Regions from separate parts of the Mus musculus genome. Here region 1 is linked to region 2. The links are chromatin loops, found by intact Hi-C in ENCODE. Cell type or tissue: heart. All regions are shown on one strand. Links, peaks and the distances in the headings refer to the core of each region. The heading gives the core; the rest is flanking DNA.

What was found. A loop is a pair of places that touch in the nucleus more often than their neighbours do. Peaks named below come from ENCODE experiments on the same cell type or tissue, not always from the same donor. Only the 100,000 strongest peaks of a DNase experiment are listed, where the experiment ranks them.
Region 1: a loop joins it to region 2, with 6 times the contacts of the local background. A loop is called at or near these places in 1 of 42 quality-filtered maps.

Annotation. Positions count from the first base shown.
Region 1 is chr11:120,987,807-120,994,330 of GRCm38, forward strand. Csnk1d (casein kinase 1, delta) reads right to left here and starts at 3,527. Exons shown (of 10, transcript NM_027874.2): 1 at 3,129-3,527. The coding sequence starts at 3,204. It overlaps LOC115486436 (a long non-coding RNA gene), which reads left to right and starts at 3,558. Exons shown (of 2, transcript XR_003949839.1): 1 at 3,558-6,524. In heart, for the core only: CTCF peaks have their summits at 3,305 and 3,505; DNase peaks (open chromatin) are centred at 2,805, 3,555, 4,175 and 4,985; H3K4me3 peaks cover 3,768 bases; H3K27ac peaks cover 2,445 bases.
Region 2 is chr11:120,821,162-120,827,685 of GRCm38, forward strand. It overlaps Fasn (fatty acid synthase), which reads right to left and starts at 3,386. Exons shown (of 43, transcript NM_007988.3): 1 at 2,869-3,386; 2 at 1,556-1,691; 3 at 917-1,069. The coding sequence starts at 1,682. It overlaps Ccdc57 (coiled-coil domain containing 57), which reads right to left. Exons shown (of 19, transcript NM_027745.1): 19 at 5,381-5,763. The coding sequence ends at 5,555. In heart, for the core only: CTCF peaks have their summits at 2,969 and 3,275; DNase peaks (open chromatin) are centred at 1,870, 3,110, 3,480 and 4,380; H3K4me3 peaks cover 4,022 bases; H3K27ac peaks cover 3,989 bases.

The sequences.
Region 1 (6,524 bases), core at 1,080-6,079, 170 kb after region 2:
TTGGCCTCCAAGGGCACTGCATACATGCAGCCTGCAGACAAAAAATTTATATAAAATTAAAAAACAAAAGTTATCAAGTGGCACAGTACTAGCAAAAGGGCTTTCTACTGGCTCCCAACGCGTCAGAAACATCAGTTCCAAAACAACACACACTGGGGTGAGGTTAGGACAGAGAGGCTGCTCAACTCAGCAAACGCTTCTGTCCAGGGGTCATCTACAGATATGTGGGCAGTGGCACATTCTACATCTGACTGTCTTGGACAAAGACTGAGATTGGGTTTTCTAAAACCTGGGCAATCAAGAAACAGACGCAAGATGCCAGTGACCTCTAAAGAGGTAGTTTTAGAGAAGACACAAGCAACAACATGACAGGCCACTAGACTTTCTTTCCTCCTGTCTGGTGGCACAGCAGGCCACCAGGGAAGGCATAAGCACAGGTTTAATTACTTATGACCACAGTTTTACATATTTCTATGTAAAAATGTCTCAGGGTGAAATATACCCCCCCAACTCCCAGGCTTAAAAAAGGGAGAACCCCACTGGAAGAATAAAGTACTTTATGTGGAGTACCTAAGTGGGAGAGTTAGGAATATGTTTCAACTGCACTTGCACCAGAACCCATGTCACACAGACTTCAAGATGAGGATCCAACTCCACTCATGCTCACACGGCTCCTGACCTACTGTATGTACGGGTGAGCCAATCCACCCACTGTCTTCGGGTCCTGTCTCCAAACCGTCCTGCAGACCTGCTTTCCTAGCCTATCTTATTCTGAGTCACTCATTTCACATTCAGTTCCCCAAAGGGGTATCTTGAAAGGACAGTAGGGCTGAGAGCTAAGCAGAGAAAGACTGGCAGTGCTTAATCCCCTGACAAAAGGCACACTGTAGGCCTAGCATGTTGGCACTCAGAAGGCAGATCTCTGAGTTCAAGGCCAGCCAGGGCTACATAGTGAGACCATGTCTTAAACAAAACAACAACAACAAAACTCACACCATGACAGACAGATAAGCCAGTGATTCTAACCCTAGGATCCAGTGCCCATCTTGGAGCACAACAGAGGAGTCACCAAATTAAACCTTTCTGGAAAAGGTTAGTTCATGTGATCAAACGCTGTGCCCAGCCTGTGTCTAAGCCAGCCCCCAACCACCCACTTGTGGAAGACCCTGAGCAGGATATGCATCTGCGGGTTCAAAACAGTCTTTCAGCCTTTGTCTTGTCCCTCATATCCTGCCCCATGCTCTGGATGGAGGTGGGGAACCAGGTGGGGCAGTAGAGATGTGACTAAGTAAACTGCAACCCCAGACACAGCTTGCACTCTCCTGGAGAAAGGTTCCCATCTCTGAATGACACATGACTACCATAGCACAACTGGTTGTTATAATCAATCTTCAGAAAGCACAAAACCTTTTGGCAAGATCTCAGGGAACAAAAAGTTTCAAAATACCTATTTTCTGATGCCCATGAAAGGGTGGCTAATGGATTGGTTTTCAGTCTAGCTCCTATATCCTGAGGTTAAACTTCTGCCAAAATCTATTGTTCTATAAATACGCCAAACAGCTCCAATTTACCCAGCACTTTGACTCCCAAACATTGCCGAGAAGGCATCTGGCTCTCTACTTGGTTATAAATATTTAAATAAGCAAATCCTAAGTATCTCTAAAGCATATTTTACTCATCAGACCACTCTGGCAAGAAGTTCGGATTCAAAGGCACTCATGTGGCACATAGCAGGCTTACCCTGTATGCTAACCAGGCACCATAAATACTTCTGAACTACCCAAATGGGCCAGCTGTTCACCCCACACCACCAGCTATCAAGGTCCTGTGAGGAGTCAGAGTGCAAGTTCATAAGCTTGGGAAGACTAGAAGGCCGGCCCAAAGCACAGCTTCTTCCTGACTCTCCACTAGAGGTACAACAGCCAAACAAATGCAGGGATGGGCTACTGCTCAACAGAATATGGTTACCTCTAACAGGAAGTTCACCACCAGAAGGCTCCAAGTTCTCAAGGGGCTTTGGAATAACATAATTCTACTAAGAAATGCAGGGGGAAGTTTGTATTTAAAAATCCCCAACTATCAGGTTTAAGCAACCCTAAGCAACCCTCATGTCTACCTTGAGAATTCTGAGAGCCATCATGAGAACTTCCTTCCACACCACTTCTCTCCCCTCTGTTCTGCCTACATCTCGACATTGAATGCATCTGCATTCATCAAAACTTCATTCCTGTTGATTTCCGGGTGTCCAGTAGTCAACTTAGATGCTCAACATATCCTCAAGACCCCAACCAAACCAAGGCCTTTCAGGCCAGGCACAGGGAACATTTTCAGTCCTGATTTGGAGGAGAGTGGCAGCCAGGAGGCTATGGGTGATCCCTTTAGCGGGTCAGCTAAGTGGAGATGCCATTGTGGAAAAGAGCAGGCCCAGACTGCTCCAAGAACCCTCAGAAATCAGCCGGTCGTTTCCCCCATTTCTGACCGGGACACTCCCCACCTCCACACTACATCTGGCTTATTTTGACATTTCTCCCCCACACATGAAAACATCCAGGACGCCACTGCAGAGCTGAGGAACAGCACCAGACCCTTGGCGGAGCAGAGCATGGCCTTTGTTTACTGCGGTGACCTTAGGTGGGGGAGGATGCTGACGCCCGGCCCAGGCCCTGCCCCCTCCGGGCCCCACCCCCAGCCTGCTGCCCTCCCCTGCCCCGCTCTCCCCTCCCCCTCCCCGCTGTCCCCCCCCGGCCCCCGCCCCCAGTCCTTTTCCCACGCCCTCTGACACCCCACCACCGAGGCCCGCTGGCCCCCGCCTCTAGGCCTCCTTCTTCCTCTCCCGGGTCCCCGACCATCCCCAGACACGCTCCGAGCTCTGCCCCCCGGCCTGCAGTCCCCAAGACCGGCCTGTCCTTCCAGCCCTTCCCCGCACCCCACCCCGACCCGCCGCGCCGCGCCCAGCCCCCCGGCCGCGCTCGCACAGCGGCCGTTGGTGTCTGGCCGAGGCCGGTGCCCGGGCCCTCGGCTGCGGGGATGCCGAACGTCCACTCCGGCCCTCCGCAGGCCTCGGCCTGCCGGGGACCCCGCCCGCCGATCCGCAAGGCCCCCGGGCGCTCGATGGCGCCGGGCCTCACCGAGATAGATGTCTCCGAAGGAGCCGCTGCCGATCTTGCGGCCCAGTCGGTACCTGTTCCCGACCCTCAGCTCCATGGCAGCGGTGCGGCTCGCTACTGCCCGCCCGGCCGCTTCCTGGGTCTGCGCTCCGGGAGGCGGCGCCGCTGCTGCCGCTACTGCGGGTCCGGTCCGACTCCGCCCCCCTCACGGCCCCGCTTTCACCATCGCTTTCCGGTCGCCCCGTCGCTCTCAGCGCCTCAATACGGGGCGGATGGGACAGTCCGAGCGCCGCCGCCGCTGCTCCGGCCCTTGCCGGCCCCGCTCGCCCTCTCCCCGCCGCGGATGGACTCGGATCTTCCGGGCCTAAATCCCCCTTCAGCTGCCTAAAGGAGCCGCCGCCATCGCGCTGTGACGTCACTTCCCCTAGCAACCCAAGGGGGCGGGGCCACCGTGCTCGGGGGCGGGGCTTGGCTACTTGATGGATTGCGCAGTCGCAACCAGGCCTGTTTCTCTGTCCCAGTGTCCACCGTTCCCGCAGGATGACTCCAGCTGGTCTCTTTGGTCTTCCCATTTGTCTCCAATAGAAGTCCGAGGAAGCTAAGCCATGTGTGGTAAGAAATGCCTGTAGTTCCAGCCCTTGGGAGTTCGAGACCAGCCTGGGCTATAGCGACCCTGCCCCTAAACAGGCAGAGAGAAGCCGAATAGCAGTTCCTTTTGTAGACCCCGGGAAAGGCCCTTTACAGATAGGGGAAAAGGGCAGAGAGGGCGGTCCAGGCCTAGCTCTGAGATCACAGGTAGACAGTTAGCTTTTGTAGGAATCACCAGTTGTGGGCTTTGAATGGTGCAAAACGTGCCTGCTGCTGCCTGCCAGCTTCTTGCACACAAGGGTGGAAGAAAAGAGGTCTTCCTGGGACCCACTGTGGGCAGGAAGGTCAGTGTTGAGTTCACTGAGGGTGTAGAGGGTATGTCTCAGACTCTGATCGCTCTCCAGGGCTGTCTGCCTGGAGAGAGAGTCAACATTTTTATCTGGTCTGCATTGGATCTGCATGTTCCCCTGGCAAACACAAACATGAATTCTGAAGTTCAGGCTGACGGCCAGCTTCCAAGACTTGGCTGTCCATTCTGACCACTGAGGAGGGACTCTGGAGGAGCTACCACACAGGAGGTGCCCCCTAACCAGGAGGGGACAACCTTCCAAATAGATGCTTTTCTAGGCCCACTCTCACCCAGCCAGAAACACGAGAGTCACAGATGAGTGTAATGCTTCTATTTGGTCAGCTAGCACCCGTAGCATCTGCACAGGGTATCACGCTGCATGACAACTCAGCAGCCCTGCAGAAGCACGTGGAGCTGACATGTCTTCTAGTCTCCCAGCTCCACCACCCTTCCTTTTGGTGGTCCTGCAGTGCCTGCCTGCACACAGTTGGCAGTCAGGTTGGGGAGCATTACACAGCCGGAGACAGAAGACACCACAAGGCAAACTGAAACCAGTGGTCACTGAGCGGCAGGTATGGGAACTGCCTAGCTTTTTAGTCCAGGAGTCAGAGCCAGATGCGGCCAAACTAGTAAAAATAATCTTACTGACAGAATTCAAGTATAATTTTTTTTCTGTTGATGAACAATACCTAACTTCATCTGAGAAGCCCCTATATTGAACTGAAAACAGCAAACCTGGTATCTGGCCTAACCTCTCTCTTACCAACCTCGGGCCTGATCTTTGCCTAGCGGTCTTCCCTCTGGGAGCACCTGCTCTGTCTGGAATAGAGAGCCGAGGGTGTGAGCTGCTGCGTGCCTAGGGCTCTGCACACCCTTCTTATTACTTGTATACAGGACAGTCAGCTGATAAAGTGACCAAAGTTCTTGCTGCGTTTTACTTACTCGATGGTCAGAAGGAGGCAGTGCACGGAAGAGGCCCCAGGCAGGATCAATGCTCTGGGTTTTGAAGGTCATTTGCAAGTGTCCTGTGCTGGGGTTCTTGGCTTCTCATCACAGTCCCTTGCTGCAGAATGTGTGTGCCAAAGCCATCGCCATCCCCTGGGCATGCCGGGCAGAGATTGCACTGACTGAGATCATGGTGGCTCTTCACCACGGGCACCTCTGAAGTTTAGGTTCTTTCTATACTTACACAATCTACCCTCTCACAACGCTGCTAGTAATTTGAACACTCTTGAGAGGGGGCCAAGTGTTAGGCCTGTAGACCCTTCTCCTGCAGTAACAATGCCCACGCAAAGGCCTACACAGGTGCTTTAGCAAACATGCTGTGTTCTGCTGGAAATAGCCTTGTTAGCTTTCTGGTTCACGGTGACCCTAAGCGATACCCACACTAAGTACTCAGTAACATCAGCTTCACAAATGACTCCTGTGATCAGATGTCCAGCCCAGTGTGGAGCATGAGGCCAGGCCAGCCAAAGCAAGACAACAAGGTATAAATATACTGCCTTGAGGGCCTGGGGCAGCTTCTGTGGGGTACTGGCTATCCCCCTCTTGTCCTCACTTCCCAACAAAGGTGCTGATTTAGGCTCTCCCTCAAAACTCATACCTGAACTCCCTGTGTATGTTGTAGACTGGACACCCCTGCCCAACTAACGTGTATTCTAACCACAAACCCCAACAGAAGCCTAGTCTCAGGAAGGTTTGAGTAGCCCTTGTTGGAGCTGGGGTGCTAGGCAACTTTCCAGGTGCCCCCAACAATTTGGAGTATAGATTCCATCATAGCTTTGCTGGGCACAGCTGTATCTCTGCCCACTGGGCTTCACTGTGAGGGTCGTATGTGTCTGCAGATTCCCCCCCACCCCCCAATGCTTGTAGTAAGTGTGAGCTTCCAGATTCATACAAGACCACTTGGCTTCAGCCCAGATCTCCCCAGCCTCCCAGGCATGGGGCGAGGTTTCCTTTCAGAATACCAAGTAGGGAAGCTATGTCTGGAGCGTGGAGACCCAGCCTGCCTTTCTCCCTGAGCCATTAGGAAAAGAGGAGACTGGGAACAGAATAAGCGCATCCTTCCGCTTGGAACTGTGACAGATGTCTCCTGTTGAGCAGCCTGTATGAGTGAGTTTACCCTCACTTAGCTGGAGTTCACCTTCCGTGCAGCCTGCTCATTTTTAACTTCTGCAAGTTGTCCTCACCTGTATCCTCAGAAGTGCACCACCAAGCCTCCACTGTTTTTTGGGGGGTTTTTGTTGTTGTTGTTGTTGTTTGGTTTTGTTTTTTCGAGACAGAGTTTCTCTGTGTAGCCCCGGCTGTCTTGGAACTCACTTTGTAGACCAGGCTGGCCTCGAGCTCAGAAATCCACCTGCCTCTGCCTCCTGAGTGCTGGGATTAAAGGTGTGTGCCACCATGCCCGGCTCTCTCTTTCTCTCTCTCTTTCTCTTTTTTAACATTTTATTTAAATTCCTTCTAGATTTATTCATTTTATT
Region 2 (6,524 bases), core at 745-5,744:
AACCCATAGGAGGCCATAGGAAAGACAGAGAACAGCATTGTCTGAAGGCAACTCCCTTGGCCTCTGGTGTTACTGGTGGGTCTCAAGAGGCTGCTGGCCAATGAGTTCTCTAGTGCCAAGGGCAGCCTGCCCTGGGACAGGCTGTGATAAGGAGATACAGGAACACAAAGGCCAAGTGTCCAAGCCGGGAAAGCAGAGGACCGTGGGTAACCCCCTGGGAGCTGTGCCCAGCCTTTGATAGAGCCTGGGCAGCCAGACAGGTCCGAGGTGAGGGCCTTCATTTTCACCAAGGGCTCGCTGGTCTTATACCATACCCCAGGGCAGTTGTGCATCAAGCTGTCTATCAAGTATAGGGCTAATTAACATCTCCCAACCTGAAGCGCACCCCCACCATACCAACCCACACTCGCTGCCCACTATAGGGCCTTCTATCCCTGGGGGCACATCCATGTCCCAAGCAGTAGGATCCAGAATAAGAGACAGCCAGTGGGACAGGGTTGTTGCCAAAGCTCGAGGCTGAGCCCCTGCAGAGCTACCTGCTGTAAGCCCCGCCCTCAGCCCAAGAACAACCAGACATTGGGGAGTGAGGAAACTAGGGTAACAGGGCGCGCCTGGGACACTTCTAGTGTGCGGTTGTGAAACTGTGCCCTGCTCAGGGCCCCCGCCTCCTGAGCCACCGGCCCTGTATCAGGATTGGGGACATAGCTAGAGAGACCCATGCCAGGCCTGTCTCTGAGCCCTTGATGTCTCAAGAGCCAAAAAGATATTATTGTTGCATCTCCTTTTCCTTTTAACAGTACCAGGAATGAAGTCCAGGTTCTTGCACACACTAGACAAGTTGCGCTACCACTGAACTATGTCCCCAGCCCTCATTACAGTATGTTCTAAAAAGGGTAGGAATTCCCCAACAACCCACCTCCATCCACAATTGCTTCATAGCTGACTTCCAACAGCAGCCGAAGCTGGGGGTCCATTGTGTGTGCCTGCTTGGGGTGGACCCCAAAAAAGGAGGCGTCGAACTTGGAGAGATCCTTCAGCTTTCCAGACCGCTTGGGTAATCCATAGAGCCCTGAGGAACATCACAGCCTCTGAAGCCAGGCTCCCAGAGAGTGACCCAGACTCACTGCTAGTGAGGAGTCCCAAAACAGCCACATGTGGGTGACCCAGAGCCAACCCTGTAGGAGGTGAGGCTGGCGACTGGGAGACCCTCTGCCTGCTCCCAGGCTGGCCAGGCCAGCCCAATGCTGACTCACACCTGTCCATCAGGTAGAGCTGCTCTGTGGCTCTGTTAGAGCCCATTGGGTGTGAGAGTCATCTTAGACACCATCTGCCAGCTCAGGGCACAGGCTGCAGATGAGATATCCAAAGGGCCAGCCCCCTTCTATGATCCACCTTTGGTGTCCTCCACGAGGGATCAACCAAGTCACCTGTCCCTTTTCATTCTGACCGGTTCTCAACCTCACAGCTAGCTCTACAGGGAGTTCCCTGTCTCCAGAAGTGCCTTGGTCATAAACTCTCAGACCATCCTGCTGCATGATCCCGAGGGGACACTCACCAGCCTTCCATCTCCTGTCATCATCTGTGACCATGTCCACACCACCAATGAGGTTGGCCCAGAACTCCTGTAGGTTCTCTGACTCGGGCAACTTCCCCGACATACCGGCTATCACCACCTCCTCCATGGCTCTTCTCTGTGGGGGAAGATAGCATGGTGGGTCTCTCACAGTCATTCCCAGCTACAGCCACCTAAATCCACAGGTAGCACACCTCAAGACTTTCTGAGAGCAAGGGCTCAGAAAGCCCCCAGTGGAAACTAGCAGAACTCAGCTGTAAACAACGGATGAGCTGAGTGCTTAGGTCTCCTTGCACTGATAGCTACTTCTGAGATTGTCAGCCCTTCCAGGGTAGACACTTGACCTGGCCTGACCCTACCATGTTTTGCCAGAGCTACCTGGGACCATAGGATCTCCAGTTGCCTACTGGATGCTCCATCCCAGGCTAGTCAAATCAGGAACTTGCAAACAGAAGTGGGGCTTCAAGAAACAGGGTCTGGGGCACTCTCACCTTAAGCCACGGGGAAGCCAGCGCGCTTCCCTTTCACGAAGAGGGTGGAGACTGACTGCCGTTCAGTGCCAGCCAGGACGCCAGGCTTGGTTAGGACCCAGAGGGAACAGGCCCGACAACTAGTGAGTGCCCAGGCCTAGCAGGGCTGAGGCAAACCGATCCCCTGCCAATGGACCCTTTCAGCAAGGTCCGACCTGGAATACTACTCTCAGCTTGGTGCGGTTAGGGGAAAGGTGAAGCCTCTCGCCATCTGGTCGAACACTTTGTAACCTGGCCGAGGCAGCAGAAGGATCTGCTAGATCCTCCTGTCCCTAAGGCACTTGCCCAGGGCAGTTCAGGCCTTGCAACCGTAGTCCAACGAGAAGGCTTCCGTGCCACCCAGCCGGTGAGGCCTGGATGGTCTGATGACTTCCGCTGAGGCCCCTGGGGCCTCGTGCGCACCCAGACCCGCATCTGCCTTCTCCAAGCTGAAGCCCGGGTACCACCGCGGCCTCCTGCGCCCTGCCAAAGCCGCCCAGTGCGAGTGAAGGCCCCGGCCCCATCCACGAGGCGCCCAGACTCCTGCACCCGGTTGGCGCGGCGCCCACGTGACAGCGGCCCGCCGCGCTGGCTCTCCGCACACCCCTCCCGCGCCCCTCTCGGCCTGATCGCGGAGCTCAGCCCGGTGGCTGGCTGTCGGAGGGGCGCGGCGGCGCTTTTGTGAGCGCAGGGGTGCCGAGGATGGGCGCCCGCCTATCCTTCCACTGGAGCCGTGGCATCCCGACACCGGCCTGCCGCCCCGGAACCCCGAACGCAGCGGCGTACCTGTCTGGGCTCTGGAGGCAGACGACAAGCGAGGAGCGCGGCAGGCGAACTGGACGGGACGCCGCTGCCGTCTCTCTGGCTCCCTCTAGGCCGCGCCGGCGCTATTTAAACCGCGGCCATCCCCGCGCGGCCACGCCACATGGGCTGACAGCTTGGCTGCGCCGCCCAGGCCAATGAGCGTCGGGGCTGCGCCCCGGGACCCGGCGCGCCGCCGCCGGTGGGGTGATGCCCGCGCGCGCCGCCCCCAGCCGGGACCCTGCACGGGCGCGCGCTGGAGCACAAGGAACGCGCAGCCCCCGCCTGCTTCCGTCCCCGCCCCCGGCCTCGCGCGGGCCACGCGGGGCTCATCCCGACGCCCTCATCTCTGTCCTCCCACCCCCACCCCCTCGCGGCCGGTGCCAGGTGTGCACTGTGCGCGCGCAGTGTGGGTCGGGCGTGCTTGGTCACACTGGAAACTCTGCACTGAGGAGGACACCAGGGCCACGCGGGGGGACAGGTCCGTGTCGCTGCGATTCCACGCCGCGATCGTAGCGCGCGCGGAACCGAGGGGCGTGGCCTGCTCCACATCGAAACCAATTGGACACCGAGGCCGTTCTCGGTGGCCCAATGGCGGCGCGCGGGTGGGCGTTGCTAGGCAATAGGGTGATGGGCCGGCAACAGCGGCAAAGCACTTCGCGGGCCCCCGCGCAAGCGCGGTCGTTGACCCTGGCGGAGGGCGCCTCAGGCGGGGTTACTACCGGTCATCGTGGCCCAGCTTTCTCGGACTCCCACCCTCTGTGGCCACCTTGGAGACCAGGATGCGGGCAGGGACGGGAGCAGTAGGCAGGATAGGGAACACTGACGGGCGCGTGTGGCGGCCTCCGGAGTCCGCTCAGTGTCCAGGCGCGGCCATCTGGCGAGCGGGATACCACCCCTCCCCCGCCTGGTGGGAACAAAGGAGCTGCTGCGCGCCTCCCTGAGTTTCCGGGACCCTCTCCCTCCCTCCCTTTAAATTCCTCTTTTCAAAGGGTTATCGAATTTGGGGGCGGGGGATGACAAAACTCACCGTCCAAAAAGACACAGACTTCTCAGGGTTGGGTCCCTTGAGTGCCTAGAGAGGTTGTTCCCTTCCCTCCTGTCCTTCCACTACAGGCCCAGGCCACTAAGACTGACCTCCTTATGGGGTAATGGCCCGGGAGTGGGGGGGAGGGGGAAGGGGGCTAGTGTCAGTGGTCCTTGACTGCAAGTCTATAGCAAAAGCCAGAGCCTCAGAGCCTTGCTTGTCAACCCTGGCTTCTAGCTTCTCCAACTTGGCTATCCACCCAGGCTTTCTGTGGAAGGAGGCTAAGCAGGGACCCTGAAGGGCAGCCTATAGGACTGGCAGGTGTATTCTGCCCATAAGCTGGCTTGCCCCCAAGCTCTCCCATTTTGCCCCTATGCCTTTGTGGGTGTCTTTGGGTTTCAGGGCCAGCCTAGGAAAGTTTTACAAAAGGCCTGTACACATACTAGCCAGAGCAGTCCCACCCCAGCTCCTGGTGCCTTGAGATAGGTCATGTTTGCCTTCTCACTGGCCAGGCTGCTGGCCAACCCTAAGTGGTCAGCAGAGCTCTGCCCTCTGCAGCTGTCAGGGTCTCAGCTGGAGGAGATGTAACCCAGGGATGCAGAGTCTGGGCCGTGCACAGAGCAGGATGCTGAGGGCAGAGCAAACTTCTCTGATCATCTTTTCACCAAAGGAAGTTGCATGGCTACATCTCAGAAACACGTGACAAACAAAGTGGATTGCCAGATGTGGATATGAGAGAGCCACGTCAGGATGGCCTGCCATGGCCCCTGCCAGTCGTGAAAACAGCACAGTGTACCTAGGTGGGCTCTTGTAAAAGCATCCTATGGCTCTCTCTTTGCATATGCACCTTGAGAGCTACCTACTACAGACCCACAGCAGGAGTGATCTGCAGATGTCTGCTACCTAGGCCTGAGTTATTCAACTGGCATCCAAGACCACATTACTGAGTGTGGGCTTCCCTGTAATGTTGTGATGGCCCACCATGTGAGCCAGCCAGCCTGGAATCACTGTCAGGATTTTACACACAGAGATGCAAAAATGAAGCTGCAAGAGTCACATGATTAGTCAAGGACACACAACAACCTGGACCTGGGAGCTGCCTGGACCCTGCAGCCCTGTGTGTCTGATACCCAGCAAGGCTAAGGCCATGGGCCTCTTTAAGTCATGCTATGGACAGGAAGTGGTCAGGCAGGTCTCATGAGGTTTTCAGTAGGCAGATGGGTCTGGTTCCGAGACTGGGCCTCTGGGTGGCCAGGCCCATGCTCCCGGGAGGACCTCTCATACAGTGTTCCTTGGGGACATACTTTGCAGGTGGCCACTCTATTCTGCCCACCAGGCTCTGGAGGACAGTGTCACCGACAGGGCGAGTGCACAGTGGCTGTGGGTGGTGACAGGCAGGGGGCAGAGGCCAGCCCAGGATCCAGCCTGCATTCCCCAAGTAGGACAAGACAGACAACTTCACAGGCCAAACAGATGGAGGAGGCTTTAATTGCTCTTTAGCATCAGAAAGGCCATCATTTGGGATGCTGTCCTGTGCTCACAACCCACCTGTATACCATGTGTATTCTCACTCCCAACTTGTATAACCACAGGCCCCACGTACAAGGTGGAGCCCCTGTGCAGTCTCCTGCAGGAGGCTGAGACTTAGTCCTTGAGGTTGTAGTTGCGGATCCTAGAGGGCCGCTGCTGCTGGCAGTTTGTAGGTTTAGCTGGGTGAGACTTGCTGGGTCTGGGGGGTGTGGCTTTTGGCTGAGCTTCCATCTTTAGCCCTTTGACAGCAAAGGCCTTTTGTATGGGGACAGGGCTCCGGTTGACCTTTTGGAAACAGCTGGGTCTTGAAGGTGCTGGACACTCTACAGGCAAGAAGTAGAAAAAGATGTAGGTTAGGAACATGGGAAGGGTATGTGCTCAGAGTTGGTCATGTCATAACAACCTGTAGGGACTCATATTCTGTTTTTCTTTGTGAGAGCCTATACAGGCCAGCAGGCCCTCCATAGTGACCTAGCACTAGCCAGTGGCAGCAACTGTGTTGGGTCCTGACTAGGGTGCAAGAGGTGTGTGTGGGCATGGGCTTCACATATTTTCAACTGATCCTAGGCCTGCCTCTCCCCTAGCACACAGAAATCTGGGCTATGGAAACAAAAGAAAGCAAAAACCAAAACACCCTGAGATGCTGTGACTGTTTCCTAAGGGCTGGGGGGGGGGGGGTGGCGGCGGTAGCAGGTGGCCCCCCCTCCCATTCAAGCCAGGCTACCCCATTGAGAGTTCAGTCCTTCCTCGTCCTGTCCCTGGGGCTTGAGTATAACAGGGAGTGTTCATGAACGCTTCTGACCACTTACATCCCTAACAGAGACAGGCCAAGGACTGTCTGGCAAGCTGTACTCCACACGGGTACAGGTTAAAGCCTAGAGCAGCCCTGCCAGTGTCCACTTGAACCATGGTCTAAGTGGTCATTTTACTGCTGCTGTGGCTGCGGCTGCTGCTAGAACCCAGACGTAATGGGTAAATGCCTGCTAGTAAGCCATTTCTAGCTTTGTAGATGGCTATCTTTGTCTTTTGAGCTTTTCTGTCCTTTGAGTCTTTGACACTAAAAATGTATATCTTTTCTAAAACC